Regions from separate parts of the Homo sapiens genome. Here region 1 is linked to region 2. The links are chromatin contacts, found by Hi-C or POLR2A ChIA-PET in ENCODE. All regions are on one chromosome and are shown on one strand. Each heading gives the region's core, a stretch centred on a gene start or an enhancer-like site at or near the end of the contact. The rest is flanking DNA. Distances are from core to core; before and after follow the strand shown.

What was found. Hi-C counts contacts between places; a loop is a spot of excess contacts on that map. ChIA-PET counts read pairs that join two places held with the same protein, here RNA polymerase II (POLR2A). Pooled maps may share reads with other maps.
Region 1: a loop to region 2 is called in a pooled map, with 1.8 times the contacts of the local background. The contact joins two enhancer-like sites. A Hi-C loop is called at or near these places in 7 of 50 pooled maps. POLR2A ChIA-PET finds 5 or more read pairs at or near these places in 8 of 52 experiments (B cell, GM10248, activated CD4-positive, alpha-beta T cell and 5 more).

What each region holds. Positions count from the first base shown.
Region 1 is chr22:40,214,138-40,220,471 of GRCh38, reverse strand. The region is part of intron 1 of TNRC6B (trinucleotide repeat containing adaptor 6B); the gene reads right to left. Among named protein-coding and RNA genes, the nearest start is that of TNRC6B, 39 kb to the right of the region's middle. Within about 2 kb of position 5,016, at least 18 of the 41 ENCODE cell types and tissues checked have a DNase peak (open chromatin) inside an H3K27ac peak, as active enhancers do.
Region 2 is chr22:40,320,333-40,325,964 of GRCh38, reverse strand. TNRC6B (trinucleotide repeat containing adaptor 6B) reads right to left here. Exons shown (of 23, transcript NM_001162501.2): 22 at 4,736-4,875; 23 at 1-3,111. The coding sequence ends at 2,724. Among named protein-coding and RNA genes, the nearest start is that of ADSL, 23 kb to the left of the region's middle. Within about 2 kb of position 1,809, at least 6 of the 41 ENCODE cell types and tissues checked have a DNase peak (open chromatin) inside an H3K27ac peak, as active enhancers do.

The DNA.
Region 1 (6,334 bases), core at 3,767-6,266, 110 kb after region 2:
CCAATCTCCCATCTAAGTCACTCTAAAGCTGTCAAGAGTGACAAAGGCACCCCAATGGGGTGGGATGTGGAGGGGGCTCAAACCTCCACCCCTCCCTCAAAGGGAATGGAAAATGCACCTGAGTATACCTGCTGCCTTGACTTAAACTCTAGCTCCTGGTCACACTGGGAATTACATTCTGGCTCCGGCTCCATGACCACTGTGGGCTGTCCATGGCTATCAAGGGTTTGGGGATCCTTCAACAAGGATTCCCTGCTACACACTCCATAAGCCCAGAGTAAGCAGTATAGATTCAGAGCTCGGGAAGCCACAGCATCCAAGCTAGGACACACTGAAATGCTGCCTAGAGAAGCTCCACCCCCACCTACTACCGCAGCGATTCTCAAGGAGTTTGTAAGCTCTATCATAATTTGTTGCTAATAAAATATCTAAGTTTACAAACGATCTGTATGAAACAAAGGGTCTCCCTCTGCAATAAAACCCGTTTTTCCCCCATGCGTTCATTTAGTGTCCTCCATAGGCCACGCTTTGTTCTGGGTACTCAGGACAGAGGAGAAAAAGACCAAAATCATGCTTACATTCCAGTAAAGGGAACAGGCATTAAACCAGCAGACTGATGAATATGAGGATTCCAGTAGTAATCAATACTAGGAAGAAAATAAACCAGACAGGGTAATAGGACAGAATGTAGAGAGGACGGGGAATGGGTCCTTCGGATAAGGTGAGGGAAGGGGGGACATTTGAGAACTCAATGCTGAGACCAGGCCATGGGGAAGAACGATCCAGGTAGAGGAAAGACAGACCCAAGACATGGGGAACAGCCTTGTTTGAGTGTGAAGCGCAGGAAGGAGGTCTGGGTGGCCACCACGGACACCAATTTCCTCAGCCAAAGGCAGCAGGGAAGATGGAACAGATGTGGCGTGAGGGGCACGGTGAATGCCTGAACCATACAGACCGGGAGGGAGGGCCCCTGCTATCCTTTCCAGAACTCATCCTTTCCTTGGGCTGCAATCAAAGAACTTCCACCCTCCTGCTGGCCTCCTGTCCACCCTCCTGCTGGCCTCCTGTCTTCATTCCCAAGCCTAGACCTTTGCTTAGGTCATTCCCACCTCCATAAATGACTTTCTTGCTCCTTCATATACCTTCCTACTCCAAGCTCTCCTTTTCCACAGTGTAGTCCTGAAAGCATGGAGCACTTACTCGTTCTTTAAAGCAAGTATTTACTGCCCATGTACTAAGTGCTATTGGTCCTGGGTATAGATACAGAGGTGAACCAGACATAGCCTGTCTTCAAGGGGCTCAGCCCGGTCTCCCAGGGAGAGGAACTGGTAGGTAAACAAATCCTATACAATGGGTGACTGTAACAAAGTCCATTTGACTTTTCATTAGGTAACAGCCTTTGACAGCAACTTAATACTTTTGTGCTTGTGTGTATGATGTCATCTGCCTAGCTCAGCCTGAAAACTCAAGAGGCAAGTGAACCTGCTTCTCAGAATGCCCAGGAAGTTCTAATTTATGCCTGCTTTTCCTCAAAAGTGTCCCACTGTTGCCAATGACTCCATCCTTCCCATCAGGATCAAGCCAACATTCTTGGCTGGCTCTTAAAAGCTCGACATTCACGTGGCCTCAACTTTTATCCCCATCTCCTCTATGTCTCCCTGAAGAGACTTGTACTCGCTGTTACCAGAATCCAACTGTAATCTGTCACCTTCTGCCTTTCTTTGGTCATCTTGTGCCGCCCATGCTTGGTCCAAGAAAGGCACTTAAATAAATGCTTGTTAAACAAAGAAATAAAAAGAATGTCTGTCAGTCTTTACCAGCAGCTAACTTGAGTCTTTTGCCTCAGCCCGGTGCAGTGGCTCCTATCTGTAGTCCCAGCACTTTGGGAAGCCAAGGCGAGTGGATCATTTGAGCCCAGCAGTTCGAGACTAGCCTGGGAAACATGACGAAACCATGTCTCTATAAAAAAATACAAATATTAGCCAGGCATTGGGGAGCATGCCTTTACTCCCAGCTACTCAAGAGGCTGAGGTAGGAAGATTGCCTGAGCCCAGGAGGTCGAGGCTGCAGAGAGCCACGATCATGCCACTGCACTCCAGCCTGAGTGACAGAGTAACACCCTGTCTCAAAAAAAAAAAAAAAAAAAAGAAAAGAAAAAAGAAAAAAAAAATCATCTCTTGCCCACAAAAGCTCTCCAGGTAGCACTTCCTTTTCCTGTTCAGAATGCCTAGTTCTTGCTATCACTTGGTAATCAATGAGTTATTATATAAAAAAATTTTAAAAATCATTCCTAATATTATCAAATTGGGTCATCATCTCTAAGAATATTACAAGCACTTTGATATTAGTAGCCATAGTCTGTAAAGGACAGTATAAAGAAATGTCAGCCATTGTAACAATCACAGTAGAATTCACTGAGACAAATAGGTTTTGTCCTCTTTAAAGCAGTTACCTTGGAGGGTTCTGTGCTTATTTCAGTAATTTTTTTTTTTTTTTTTTGAGATGGAGTCTTACTCTGTCGCCCAGGTTGGGGTGCAGTAGCGTGACCTCGGCTCACTGCAACCTCTGCTCCAGGTTCAAGTGATTCTCCTGCCTCAGCCTCCTGAGTAGCTGGGACCACAGGCACACGAAACCAGGCCCGGCTAATTTTTGTATTTTTAGTAGAGACAGGGTTTTGCCATGTTGGTCAGGCTGGTCTTGAACTCCTGACCTCAGGTGATCCACCCACCTCGGCCTCCCAAAGTGCTGGGATTACAGGTGTGAGCCACCGCACCAGGCCTCAGTAATATTTTCTTGGTTCAAACTGTTTTGAAACTATTTTCAGACAGACTAAACCAGTGCTGAGGCATCTTTTTCAGCATCTGCATAGTCTACTTTTTAAAAGCAACATGGATTTGGATGTGTAAATTCTAGAAGACTAGTTTAAAAAGAAATTAATGTACACAGTCACATTGTTTGTCCCTTCCCAACACTGCCTTACACGTAGTAGTAGGTTTATGGTCCTCACTGTGACCAAAATAATGAGCAGGGTGCCAGGAGCCCAAGTTCTGCCTCTGACACCCCACGAGACCTGGGCAGGCCACTCACTTGCTTGGGGTCATACTTATGGGAAAAGAAACTGGGCTACACAATGTCAGGTTCCTTTCAGCACTACATTTTATGGTGCTTTTAGAGAATTAGTAAAAATCCAACTTCAACAAAACAATAATTTGGGAACTGCTACGTAGGACATGTGTTAAGAAGTAGTCTCTACTTTTTTATTCACTACAAAAAAGGTTGATGCTAATGATGCAGTAATGAAGACAAGGAACAATGAGGGAAATGCTTCCAAGGTTAGGAGGAATTTTCAGAGTATGGAAATGGGCTCCTGGAAGGATATACGGTACACCTAGCCAGAGCAGATGACTTAGAGGAAAGGAAGACAAAGGTACAGCTGCATTGGTCAGACAGAAGGGGCTGTACTGGAATATAGGAAGTTTTAGGAGGGCAAATACCTGTGCGCTGTGGGTTCGTGGTATCAAAACCTCCAATTTGGGACTGATGGCAACTCAAGGAAACGAAGTAGGATAATTCATGTTTGTCTTTTAAGGAGGGGTGGTAATACAGAAACCACTATGAGAATTAGGTTTCAACTGAGTATGTACGTTTTCAATATTATCTTTCCCGATGAATACTAGAGAAGGCAGCAACCTAACATACATTATTTCCAGTTTAATAAGTAGATTTTTTCTCCTGGTTTGGCTCCTTGTCAGTATTTTTACTGAAGTAGTTAAATGCACAGCAAGAGAGACTTTCTAAAAAATTAGAAAGAACCACTTAATATAGAGGTGTTGCGTTTTTGTTTCTGTTTTTTTATTTTTGAGACAGAGTTTCACTCTGTCACCCAGGCTGGAGTGCAGTGACGCCATCTAGACTCACTACAACCTCTGCGTCCTGGGTTCATGGGATTCACGCTTATGGTAAAAACTGATTCACCAAATGGTCTCTTCCTACTTTTAGTTCAACAAATATTTATCGAGCATATATAATGTGCCAAGCTCTGGGGCACAGCAGCAAGAAAAAAAACACTGACTTAGTTCCTGCACTCATGAAACTAAATAGTGCAGGTGGGGAAAGAGGCCTGCTGTAGAGAGTAGCACATACAAATGCTCACGGAGACTGTGGGTGCCATAAGGGAAATGAGGGGCTGGGAGTGCATGCGGTCGGGGAACAGACCTTGCCAGGGAGGCCAAAAGGGTGTTCCCCAGGAAGTTACAATTAAACTGAGGCCCAAGAAAGAAAAAGCTGACTAGGTAAGAAGCAGACGGGGCATCTAACTAGGGGGAACGGCATGGGCCAAGGCTATGCAGCAGAAAGCAATGTGGCTGTTGAGGAGCTAAAATAAGACCTGTGTGGCTGCATCACAAAGATGAAGGGAAGCGAAGTGTGAGATGAGACCAGGCTTGTAAATGAGCCAGACCACTCACGTCCCTGCAAGAATTTTCTTCTTTTACCTGAGAGCATAGGAATCCACTGATGGATCTGAAGGGGAGGAATATCAGATTTACATTTCAAAAGGTCACTGGCTACAGAGAACAGAGCATGTATGAAGGAGAAGCTGAGATGCAGCCCATGCTGAGCTGGTGGCTCTGTTCACGAGGTATTAGTCGAGGTCCACATAGGAGACAGAAATCACACTCATCATCTTAACATACAGATTGTCATACAAAGAATATAAAAAATTGTTAACTAGACATAAAGTTATTAACTAGTCACTGAAAAGGGGAGAGAGAGAACACTAAGGTACTATAGAGGTGGGAGCTGCCCCAGGGCTGGGGGAACAAAGGGAAGAGGCTTCCATGGAGCTTTGGGCCAGTGTCAACACCCCTGAGGATGCAGCGAAGATGGACCTCCAAGTATTGGGAAAACTGCAAAATGGATTCAGGTGCATCTACAGGAAGGAACTGCTGCTGCTGTGGGGCAAAAAAGCATTGCTCAAGTGCCCTCATGGGAACAGGAAGCAGCAAGTTCCTTCTTCCTTCTCCGGCCATGCAGTCACCCTCTCCTGCCCCGTTGGCACTGCCTAAGGAAGAGCCAGATGGCAATGAGAAATGTGGCTGGCAGGATCCCAGCTTTAAAAGCACACACAGAGAATGGGGGCTTGGGGCTGAGAAACACACACTTAACTGATAAATCACACATGAAAAATGTAGCTAGCAAAACTGTCACCAGCTACTGTGCTTTTCCAACATGGCTGAATGACTCACTAATCATATGTATCGGATCTAGGACACCAGTGATTGTAAGATACATCAATATTTCATGTGCCACTAAGAAAAAGTGACACCAATTAAAGTGATTCAATGCTAAGTCTCCATGAATTGTTAAGATACATCCTTATTTGAAAGATGTTAAAAGGTTAAAAAAAAAAGAAAGCTAAGTATTCTTTAGTAAGGTGTCAAACTTGATCAAAACAAATCATTGCACAGAAAATTATTACAGAAGAAACATCTGGGTAAGTAAAAAATATTGAAAACTAGGAGCACCAAGGGAGACCTGCTTTATTCAATTTTTTTGTTTGCTTTTAACTTTTTGAGATAATTGTAGATACACATGCAGTTGTAAGAAATACAACACAAGGCTGGGTGTGGTGGTTCATGCCTGTAATCTCAGCACTTTGGGAGGCCAAGGTGGGAGGATCGCTTGAGGCCAAGAGTTTGAGACCAATCTGGGCAATATAGCAAGACTCTATCTCCACAAAAATAAAAAATAATTAGTTGGGCATGGTGGTGTGTGCCTGTAGTTCTAGCTACTTAAGAGGTTGAGACCAGAAAATCATCTGAGCCCAGAAGTTCAAGTGAGCTATGATCATGCCACTGCACTCCAGCCTGGGCAACAGAGCAAAACTCTGTCAAAAAACTCTGTCCAAAATAAAAAAAAAAACCACAGAAAGAAAGAAGGCAAGGAATACCACACAGAGATTCTGTATGCCCATTACCCAGTTTCCCCTAATGGTAATATCTTACATAACTATAATATCCCAACGAAGAAACTGACATTGATAAAATCTACCAACCTTATTCAGATTTCACCAGTTTGACAGGCTCTCGTTTATGTGTGTATTTAGTTCTATACAACTTATAACCAACACCCCAGTCAAGAGAGAGAACGGTTCCATCACAAGGATCCCTCATGTTACCCTTTTTTTTTTAATGTTTTATTTTTTGAGATGGAGTCTCCCTCTAGTCCCCAGGCCAGAGTGCAGTGGTGCAATCTCTGCTCACTGCAACCTCTGCCCCCTGGGTTCAAGTGATTCTCCTGCCTCAGCCTCCCGAGTAGCTGGGGCTACAGGTGC
Region 2 (5,632 bases), core at 560-3,059:
TTTTTACATATTTCAAATCCCTCATTATGTCTTGTAAACAAGAGGGGCTCTAGCACCCGGCTTTCACCGTAGTATCGTAAGGAACTCAACTAACCCATAGTGCAGGTCAAGGAACCAACAGGCAGGAGGAGAGGAGGGTGGGGCAGGACACAGCAGTGAACCAAGAGCGGCAGTGGACAGGGTCGCCACTGGCTCGCAGGAGCCTTGGGATATGCTCCTGGCCCAGGGACACTAAGATTTAACCTTCTCTAGATGTCTGAATACAAGCTGCTCTTCACCTGGTGGTCACCGCACGACAGCACTTTGCTCCACACAGAGAGCGGTCAGTGGGGGCTGCTGGAAGCAGAGCTTTTGCATGGGGAACAGTGGTGGAAGGGGCACGGTGGTGATTCAAATTGCAGAGCAGGAAGAGGGCATGCTCAAGGCACCCAGCGGGGCCACGTCAATGCTGCAGATGCCAAGTGTGACCACCTACCCACAGAGGGCTCATGCAGGCTTGTATATGTGAACACTCACTTGAGTCATGCCTGTCAATCTCTTTTGAGGCTAGGTTTATAATCAACAGGGTAAGCCAGAAGGGCTACAGAATTTCCCATTCTTTGTCTCACAAAACCACTGAAATGCAAATAACTTGTTTTAGGCTTTTCCTATACACACCCACCCACCCACCTACACACAGACACAAGCTAAAAAGTCAAATACATTAGGCATTGTTGTATTGTATCCTTCACTGAAGACGCTAAAGAAAGAAAAACTCCCTTGTCCTCAATAGCAGCAAGTTACAGAGGACAGTAGAGGTCTGCTCCCACCAAGGGTTGGAATGGGCAGGTATTTGCTGGTACAAAATGTCGGCACTTTATGTTAAACAGCATAATGCAGACTGGGATGTCCACACAAGTGCTAGCACGTCACCGGCATCCATCCCCCCACCCTATCTGGTTTTTCGCCCCCTTCAGGTCTGCTATAATTCTCTTCACAATAAGCAGTTTGATACATTTTGATTCCGACATAAGTACATACATGTTGGTGATAACTGTAGATTAAACGTTGACCCCTGTTCGGCCCAGAGTACTACTACATTGATGCTTAAAAAAAAAAAAAAGTATTTAAATACCGAAATTAAAAAAGCAAAATTACAAGGTGGGGGGAAGAGGTCAAAAATCAAAAAAAGGTGCAATACTTAAAAGTCTTCGCTAAGTTATACCTGCCTAAGCAAAACCACATACACAGGAAATACACAACACAGAGAAACAAAAGGAAACGCTTGAAGTACACACTGGTTTAAGAACATTCGTTAAGTAAACGTTTCTGTCAGTGATGGCCTGGTGCTGTAACGCGCCACGGCCTGGCACAGGTAACGCTCGGCGAGAAAGGAGCAGAGGGAGTAGCTGCAGATGCTTTCAGGAGGCTGCTCACCACTTATTCTTTTCTGTTTTCATAAAATGAAAAAGAGAACCAACCAACAGAAATATGTAACTCAACTTCACCTAATTTTTTGAAGAATTTCTCAAACCTGATCATAAGGAAAGAGGGAACAAAGTTTCTCTGTTTTTGAGACATCGCATCATCAAAAGTTATCTTCCGTTCCCATTTCAAACTAACGAAAAGGCCTGCATGAAACTTAACAGATACTCAGATGTGCCTGGTGGCCATTCACTTAAAAAAAAAAAAAAACAGAAATAAACACACCGTTGCTCCAAGAGGTACCTCCTGCTCTAGTTTTTTGGACTTGGCAGTGCTCCACTCTACTGCTAGGTCAAAAGAACAGCCAGAGAAACCCCACATTCAGGCTAAGTTGCAAATGGAAAGGAGCTCCCTGCTTTCATCATTAAAAAGCACTCTGTTCATCTTAATGCAGCCCAATGGAGTTGCTTTAGTAGCAGTGGCTCTCCGGGCCTGTGTGTTCTCATAGTTAAAAAAATAAAATAAAAAGCAGATGGGCCGGCCAGCCAGCCTGCAGACTGTCAGCGATGCAGCTTTCTGAGAAGTCAGGGTGGGGCAGGGGAGAAGGGAAGAACACAGGCACACACACAGAGACAGAGAAGGATGCACGCGAATGCACATGAACACACGTGCACACACACACCAGAACGAGCATGCCTGGGCAGTTACATGTGCCAGAACACACTGGTATTTATCAACCAGCCAATCACAAATTTTTTCCTTTTTTTTTTTTTTAGGTTTTTTGTGTTTTTGTTTTTAAAGTGAGGCTCCGTCAAGTCTTCCCTCCCCCCTCCCCCAACAATTCTTTTGAATTTCCCTCCCTCCCAAACATGGTAGACCTAAGGACGGAAACACACCCAGTGCAAACAAAGTTAAAAAGCTATTTTTTTTCAGTATATATGTTTCTTAGCAACAACTTCCATATAACATGAAAAAAGTGAAAAACTAGAAACTAATTTTTTTAATTTTTTTGTGTTTAAATTTAAATGGTATGTGTACTTGCTTCACATTGTCTTTCTAGGTTGGCGTTCATGATTCAAGTATTTCAAGAGTGATATGTTCTCTTTTTGGATTCATATTCCAAACGAAAAAACTGAAGTTATAAGGGAGGCAACTATGTGCTCAGACAGTCTGTCAATGACCCACCTTTTTTTCTCTCCGTTTTCTTTTTTCCTTTTAAAAATGTATTTATTGCAAGTTGAAAAAAAAAACGAAAAGGTCAAGTTAGTGCTGCTGCTGTTCCAAAAAAGGTCACGAGGTCAGAGTTGAAAGTTCTAAGTTCAGATTGAATCCGACCCTCCTCCCAGAAGGTCACCAGGTAGTAAAGGAGCAGGGCTGCCCATCCTATGGGGATCTTCCACCGTTGGGACTCCCCATAAGCTAGAAGAATAGTTTGGGGGCCCCCACAATGAAGCGCCAGCAAGATCGGCCCCGCTGCTGCCACCAGCGCTGCTGCTCCACTGCCCGAGCCCAGTGGACCCACCAAAAAGATTCAGAGCAGGTCCCACGGGATCTGACTGGTTCTGGCCGGTCTCCAGCGACTGCCACCCCGCAGCTGGCGCACTTGGGGTTGCTGCAGGTGTAGGGGGCTGAGCTTGTGCCAGAAAGCGGCTGACTTCATCATCAGTGGCAAACTCAGCAAGGATGGTAGTGTTTCCCAACACACACCTGGAAGAAGGGAGGGAAAGAGAGCTATGGATCTCAGGAAAATCCTAAAGCATACGGAGGGAGCGACTGCAGTCCTTGACATTCAATGTGCAGTCCTTTGACTAGAAGCTGCCATATCCATGAACGCTTTTTAGAATGCAAAGTCCAAGCTCCACCCAAGACCTCTGGGTCCAGAACTTGTATTTCAACCAGACCGCCAGGTAATTAAGAAGTAATGATGTAAACCAACAAGGCATCACCAAAACTCAGGATAACCAAGGACTACTAGAGAATACTATATTCTGATATTTCTTGGTGTATGGAATTTATATATTCTAGACAACTTAGCTATCAAGAAAAACGTGTGTGTCTGTGGGGGGCTAAGAGGGATGACTGAACTGGCAGAGGACTCTGATACTGTAATGGTAGATACCCGTCATTATACATTTGTCCAAAACCATATACTGTACAAGGCCGAGTGAACTCTAATGTAAACTACAGACTTTTGGTGATAAGGAGGGGTTCAGCAATCTTGACAAATGCACCACTCTGGTGGAGGATGTTGATAATAGTGGAGGCTATTCATGTGTGGCAGCAGGAGATATGACAGAAATCTTTGTATCTTCCTCTCGATTTGGCTGTGATCCTAAAACTGCTCTAAAACAAAATAAATAAAGCCTTAGATAAAAAGGAAAGAAAAATATGGTCTCTTTCTTTCCCCATGTGAGTTATGAGGCAAGAGACCATACCCAAAGCATCGAAGCAACCTGGCTTCAGTCCCCGGAAGTGCTGCTCTTTCTCAGGGGCTCCTCGCTGCCTGAGCCCCCTCATCCCTGGCTTGCAGTGTGTCTGGCTTTCTGTCATGGCATCTGCAGCCAAGGGCAGTCAGGTCTTCTCCGTCCACCAGTTTGACAGTGGCAGGGAAGGGGATGGGCAAAGTCTGATCTAGCGCCACCTAATTTAAGCAAAGACCCTGCTACCCCCCAAGACCACAATATTTCATCATCTGCAAAGAGGCTGGAGTAAGCAGCTAGATTCTATTATGAAAAACAATGGCAATTCTATTAGCTGTGTGTTTTTTTTCTTTTTTGAGATGGAATCTTGCTCTGTCACCAGGCTGGAGGGCAGTGGCATGATCTCAGCTCACTGCAACCTCTGCTTCCCAGGTTCAAGCGATTCCCCTGCCTCAACCTTCCCAGTAGCTGGGACTACAGGCATGCGCCCCCACGCCTGGCTGATTTTTTGTGTTTTAGTAGAGACAGGGTTTTACCATGTTGGCCAAGATGGTCTCCATCTCCTGACCTTGTGATCTGCCCGCCTTGGCCTCCCAAAGTGCTGGGATTACAGGCATGGGCCACTGTGCCCGGCCCTAGCTTTATGTTACTTAGAATTTACTCACTACTTCACAAATTATTTACGTTTGGAATTCTGACGACTGGCCTCTGATATATACAGGACAATCCAAGCTTTGGTGGAAAAGACCCGGCACCTCCACACTCTCCACACTCGAGACTTGCAGATGCACGTGTGACGGTGCCATTCTTCGTATATGTTCTGGTGCATCTTTAATTCAGCAGCTGCCAGAATACTCACGGGTGCATCTTCATGCATGTTTGTCTACGTGGGTGTAGGACCGAATACTCACATGTGCAGTGCAGTTTGGGCCTTGGCCGCCTCCTGTTTGGTGCTGTATCGGATCAGGGCAGTGCCCTGGGTTAGATTCAGATGGAATGTCAGCAGTGGGCCATGCTGCATGCAGATCGTTCTCAAGGTTGACCCATCAATCTAAGGAGTAATGACATTCATGAGATAAAGACTGGAGGTGGGGTGGAAAAGGTACATTTTAAGATATTCAAAGCACTGGCTGAGACCTAGTGTGCCCATTTTGCAAATAGTTTCCATAAATGCAGCTCAAAACAAAAGCATATGATTCAGCCTATGGTCTGTTTTAAGAGATAAACAGGTGGGAGTGTTAACTTGTAGAGTCAAAAAAGGACAAAAATGAGATGGTATCCATGTAAGAATGTAAGTTAACATTCTTAGCATCACTGCTCATGTATTCCTCTGTAAAGAGAAAGACACAGACAAGAAAAGCACTACTAAACATCTGATTATTTAAAATGCTGATGGCTGACCTGGTTCATAGCCTATTCTAACACTGTCTTACCCCTACTTTGCCCATCTCAAGGTGAGACTATTTCTGCCTACTTCTCTATGTCCTGTGCTGACATCAGGCATTTTGACCAAAGGCTGTACCCCTCACCCCAGTTAGACTTTCACCACTTAAGATCTTCAGCGATTAGGGACAATTTTCCTAACCTATGAGTTGGATGAACAAACTTATTCACTCTGATTAACTTATTTTGCATCAAGATCTTTTTACTTATTTAGTTTTGAGACAGAGCCTTGCTCTGTTGCCCAGGCTGGAGTGCAGTGGCACAATCTCGACTCACTGCAACCTCCACCTCCCAGGTTCAAGCGATTCTCCTGCCTCAGCATCCTGAGTAGGTGGAATTACAGGCGCACACCACAACTCCCGGCT